Regions from separate parts of the Homo sapiens genome. Here region 2 is linked to region 1. A link is a loop called in an ENCODE intact Hi-C map of the cell type or tissue named here. Cell type or tissue: mammary epithelial cell. All regions are shown on one strand. Each heading gives the region's core, and the rest is flanking DNA. Links, peaks and the distances in the headings are about the cores only. Region 1 overlaps CDH9 (cadherin 9). Region 2 has its middle 270 kb from the start of LINC02103.

Region 1 (2,935 bases), core at 295-2,794:
GCTCATGGTAAAGCTTTTGCATATTTCTTAACACACAGAGAAGAAAAATTAGTACAAAGATAGTATTCAGCTCCCATTTAGCTGAGAAAATATTGGTCATTCAATTATGAAATACGTAAATAAGTAAATCAACACAAATGAAAGAGAGTTTTAAATTTACTCGTCGGAAACAATAATCTTATATATCCTTTGAAATAAAATAAGTTTTAAATATAACAGAAAATTTAAGACAGAGTCATTTCTCTACATGCAAAATTCTTAATATTCGTCTACCACATAGGGAATTTGAAGTTTTTCATATTATTGAGTTCTCCAAACAATGATTGCAATTTGAAGTATCTGTGAAATTAAATACATTACAAGAAGTGTCAGCCTGTTGGAAGGTTGGGTTTAGAAAGTGGACACCACTGGAACAGGTGATATTAACTTATATTCTTTGTTCTGACTGCACTGTGATAATATATTCATTATAATTTATTTTATATAACTTGTGATGGCATTAATATTTCATAATATAGGCTTATAGTATTTAAATATGAAAACTTAATTATCTGAATTGCCTACTATGTTATTTTGAGTACAAATAATGCCATGTCAATTAATATTTAATTTAAAAAAACAATTATTTAAAATGGTTGTTTGTTTCCAAAGTAAGGGTTAAGCAAATACACTTAAACAGCTTAAAAATAAAAATGAAAATATACCTCTGCATTTATACTTTTAGATGTGTAAAATAATTACTTAACTTCTTTTTTTCTGGAAACCAACAATTCCATGAATTTTATATTTACACAATTGGCATTTACTGCTATTAAATATTAAAATACTATACTTAATTACTGCAGAATAATAAACTAAAAAAATTAACCAAATGTGATGATAATTTGCTTTTCAGTAGCTTGAATTATTTTAGTGTTAGTACTGAATTATTTTAAGTGATGTTATTATAAGGTAAGATATATGTCTATCTTAAGTGTTTATTTTGTGCATATTATTGTTAATTATATATTTTTTAAGAAAGTTGCACAGACTTTTGTTTTATACATCTTGATCCGATGTATTATTTTCTATGCCATTATGAAAATAACTGAGAAAAAATTTTAAGAACATTTAAGAATTCACACACGCACACACACACACACACACTATATATATATATATATGCCTAGTGTTCAATACATTTTAAGGTTATTCTTGGTTATTAAATGCTTTAAGTGTAGCTAGTACATAGTTCATGGGATAATTGAGCTCAGATATTTTATCTGGATAAATAGTATTTTAAAACCCTCATACAATTGACGGTTAATTCTTTTAGAATAATGTGTATTTAAACACTGTTATCAAAATATATCCTTAATTTTGGGAAGTGTTCAATGGCTGATAAATCAACTAGTAAAACTACTTCTAAGTGTAGATTTGGCTTACTTTCTTTTGAAAACTGATGAAAATGATTATTTTATAGAGTTTAATCATGGAATAAATATTGACTCAAATATTATAAAATGCCAGTAGAAATGAAGGCATATTAGGGGAGTCTCTCCTATTTTCATATTATAATCTGGGCCATCCAAAAGAGGGAGCTAAAGCATTGTGTTAAGCAGTTTGGTTTTATGAATGTGAGGTTTGGAGCAGTTTTACACATGAATTGCACACTGTGTCTATATGTACATTTAACTGAGTTTGACGTTGACTTATTAATGACATATTAATAGTCAGCACTTATGATCTACAATTGTATATTCCCCCAGAAGAAAATGTTTTTCAACAATCAGAAAATAATAAAAATATATTACAAAAGTTGGAAGAAATATTAATTAAAATCTCTTCCTAAATTTTGAGTCTTATAAAGGAGAAAAATCATATAAGCCTCATATAACTTCCATCACATGATTTATTTCCCTACACTTATACAAGTAAGACTAATAACATTGAAGTTTTGTCCATACTCATGAATACTCTTTTAAAATAGTATAAAATATGATGCAGTTATAAAGTTCCAAACAGGAGTGTATAAGATTTTATATAACGTCAACAATATCATTGGCAAAGAGATCCTGTATGCTAATTATGTGTGGTTTATCCAACACAGCTGCTCTTCATGTTCCCCATAGACTGGGGCAAGATATCATTATAAATAAAGGTTCATTGCTAGAGTAAAAGAGAATCTGTAGAACTTTATTGTAAAACTGCATTTTACAACAGGATTAATTTAATTAGTGAATAGATTAATTTCCTTCTTCATAACATCAGGAAGAAATCTCTAACTCCAGAAGGAAATCACAAGAAGAGGAGATAATTTACCTATAAATAATTAATTTTCATGTAAATAGACTGTGAAAACAAAATGTTTAATTCACTATCGGATACTCTCGTGTTGTTATGTTTCCTCCAGACATTACATTGAAACAGAGGGTGTTGCTCTTTTGTGAATTGGGGGTGCTTATCTTACACCTTCATGCTTTTCTTATTACTCCCATAACACTATAGATAAAACACGGTTAAGAATAGTAATTTCTGATGCGTCTAGTATCTGAAGTTCCTTACAGAGAATTTTTTTAATACATAAACCAATGAAATATCAAGCACAGAATTTTGGAAACATGCCAATATATAATCTCTCAATGAAATAACTGATTGTACATGTTTTTTTTAATCTAGTTTTTCACAAATTGAGTTTTTTTAAAGGATCATTGGACCTTAGAATTATTTATTCTTTGAATGATTCCAACATTTACCTTTAAAATTGTCAGACTGACATGTATACGTTGTCTTCTTCAAAGGATTGAACAGTTGTATTGACAAATTTCTCCATACCACACAATTCCTTGATATAATAATTTGTAAATGCAAATAGTATCAAACATAGCACAATGTTATAGTTGCATAAACATATATAACGAGTTCAGTCAAATGAGTTGATTACTAATTGAATTAG
Region 2 (2,935 bases), core at 181-2,680, 990 kb after region 1:
ATTTATTTATTTTTTGCATAAGGGCATGGTATTTTTACTAAACCTTTACAGGAGTTGTAAAATCAACCCAGCTTTTTTAACAGGCATATCAGGCAAGGCTATAGAGAATGATTTCCCAGAATTAGAAAAGCAATTTCCAGGGGAAACATTTGAGAATTCCTCTTATTTGGGGCCACCTAAAGTTCCCTTCTCATTACAGGACTTTAGGCAAATAAACGAAGATTGGCAACCCCAATAGGTATATAGAAGCTTTCCAGAATTTAACTCAGGTGTTTCACCTCACATGAAAGGACGTTATGCTGCTGCTAAACCAAATCCCAACCGCATCTGAAAAGCAGGCAATTCTGCAGGCAGCAGATAATTTCAGAGATGAGCAATATCACCTATAATACATCAAAAGGGAATAAAGGAGAATAGCGAAAACACCATTCCCAATAGGAAGGGAAGTACTTCCTATTGACAAGCCTGATTGGGACCCCACTAGCTCTGCAGATGAATGGAAAAGGAAGCACTTTATAATACACATTCTAGAGGATATATGAAGAACTAAGGCCAGACCTCTTAATGCCTCTAAACAGTCTATGATAGACAGAAAGCCAGATGAGAATCCTGCAGCCTTTAGGGAAAGACTGAGAGTGGCACTAATAGAGCACACCTCCTTATCCCGATAAGGGACAGCTCATTTTAAAGGATAAGTTTATTACACAGGTAGCTCCTGATATTAGAAGGAAACTACAGAAGCAAGTTACAGGACCAGATAGTACCTTACAGAACCTCCTGTATGTGGACATTTTGGTCTTTTATAATAGGGACCAGGAGGAGGCCCAAAAGAAAGAGAGGAAGCTCAGGAGAAGGACAAAGGCTCTAGTAGCTGCTTTTCAGGCTTGCAAAGTCCAGGATCCCTGAAGTGTATCCACTAGTCACTATCAGTGTGCCAAGCCAGGGCATTTTAGAAAGTGTGACAAAACAGCAAGAAGAAGCCACTTTGACCCTGTCCAGCCTGTGGTGGAGACCACTGGAGATCACACTGCCCCCAGAGGTGGAGGTCACCAGGGTCAGAACCTAAACTATATAAAGAAGGTTATAAAGAAAGAGATTTTATATAAGAAAGGATAAGAAAGGATCTTGTATGTTAAATTCTTGTCCTAAAAGGAAATGACTGGTTGTTTAAATGGAGAATGTTTAGGATAATTCAGAAAGTTTGAGTATGTTGTAAGAGGGCTTAGGAAGTCATAAAAGAATTTAATAATTAAAGGAAAGAAATCCCCAAGATTAACACTAAAGTTATTTTAGCCACTCAATAGTATATTTTTCCCAATCATATCGCAAGTTATGAAAATGGCCTAAACCTAAGATTATTCCCTACTGGCAAATCAAAGTGGAAAAGAGTATGCTACTTTTATATTAACAAGTCTGGTCATGTACAGCGACATCTAGTGGAGGCCAGCCAGTATTACAATCCATTGGTGTAACAGGTATCATGCAAGTAAAACCACGTGTGTAATCACTATGGAAACCAACAGGTAGAGGCCACATTTGCATAATAAAAGACTAGGGTGGGAGGGCCAGTCTTTTTGTGGGCTACATAAATGGCACACCTGGTCAAACAAATCCTCTGGACCCTATGTATATCATAGGGTCTCCTCAAGCCTCTGTAAAAAATCAATGGCATGCCACCACAAACTAGAGACCCTCTCTTGAGCAACCCACTTTCTTAGCATGAGGAAGCTTTTTTTCTCTCTCTTCTTTGTCTATTAAACTTCTCACGCCTAAAAACACTCCTTGTGTGTGTCCATGTCCTGAATTCTTTCTCGACCAAGACAAAGAACCAGTTATATACCCCAGACAATGGAGCCATTTCAGCTTCAGAGGGTGGAAGCCTCAAGCCTTGGCAGCTTTCATGTGGCGTTGAGCTTGTGAGTCCACAGAAGTCAGGAATTGAGATTTAGAAACCTCTGCCTAGATTTCAGAAGATATGTGAAAATGCCTGGATGTCCAGGCAAAAGTTTGCTGTAGGGGTGGGGTCCTCATGGAGAACCACTGCTAGGACAGTGGAGAAGGGAAATGTGAGGTGGGTCCCTCACACAGAGTCCCTACTGGGGCACTGCCTAGTGGAGCTGGGAGAAGAGGGTCACTGTCCTACAGACCCCAGTATGGTATATCCACTGACAGCTTGCATCTTGCACCTGGAAAAGCTGCAGACACTCAATGCCGGCCCATGGAGGCAGCAGGGAGGGAGGGTGTACCCTGAAAAGTCACAGATGCAGAACTGTCCAAGACTATGGGAACCTACCTTTTGCATCAGCATGATCTGGATGCGAACCATGAAGTCACAGGAGATCATTCTGGAGCTTTACAATTTGACTGCCCCACTGAATTTTGGACTTGGATGCAGTCTGTAGCCCCTTTGTTTTCTCCAATTTCTACCATTTGAAATGGCTGTATTTACCCAATGCCTGTACCCCCATTGTATCTAAGAAATAACTAACTTGCTCTTTATTTTACAGGCTCATAGGTGGAAGGGATTTGTCTTGAATGAGATTTTGGTCTTTGGACTTTTGAGTTAATGCTGAAGTAAGTTGAGATTTTGGGGGACTGTTGAGAAGGCATGCTTGGTTTTGAAATGTGAAGATACGAGATTTGGGAGGGGCCGTGGGTGGAATGATATGGTATGGTTCTGTGTCCTCAACCAAGTTTCATCTTGTAGCTCCCATAATTCCCACATATTGTGAGAAGGACCTGGTGGGAGACGACTAAATCATGGAGATGGATCTTTGCCATGATGTTCTCATGATAGTGAATAGGTCTCACAAGATATGATGGTTTTAAAAACAGAGTTTTTCTGCACAAGCTCTTTTTTTTGCCTGCTGCCATCCATGTAAGATGTGACTTGCTCCTCCTTGCCTTCTGCCAAAATTGTGAGGCCTCCCCAGCC

Evidence for each region. A loop is a pair of places that touch in the nucleus more often than their neighbours do. Peaks named below come from ENCODE experiments on the same cell type or tissue, not always from the same donor. Only the 100,000 strongest peaks of a DNase experiment are listed, where the experiment ranks them.
Region 2: it touches region 1 in a loop (20-fold over the local background); 4 of 110 quality-filtered maps call a loop at or near these places.

What each region holds. Positions count from the first base shown.
Region 1 is chr5:27,019,602-27,022,536 of GRCh38, forward strand. The region is part of intron 1 of CDH9 (cadherin 9); the gene reads right to left. Among named protein-coding and RNA genes, the nearest start is that of CDH9, 18 kb to the right of the region's middle. In mammary epithelial cell, for the core only: a CTCF peak has its summit at 1,583 (motif pointing right); no DNase peak of the experiment used is centred there.
Region 2 is chr5:28,013,545-28,016,479 of GRCh38, forward strand. No RefSeq gene overlaps it. Among named protein-coding and RNA genes, the nearest start is that of LINC02103, 270 kb to the right of the region's middle. In mammary epithelial cell, for the core only: a CTCF peak has its summit at 1,446 (motif pointing left); no DNase peak of the experiment used is centred there.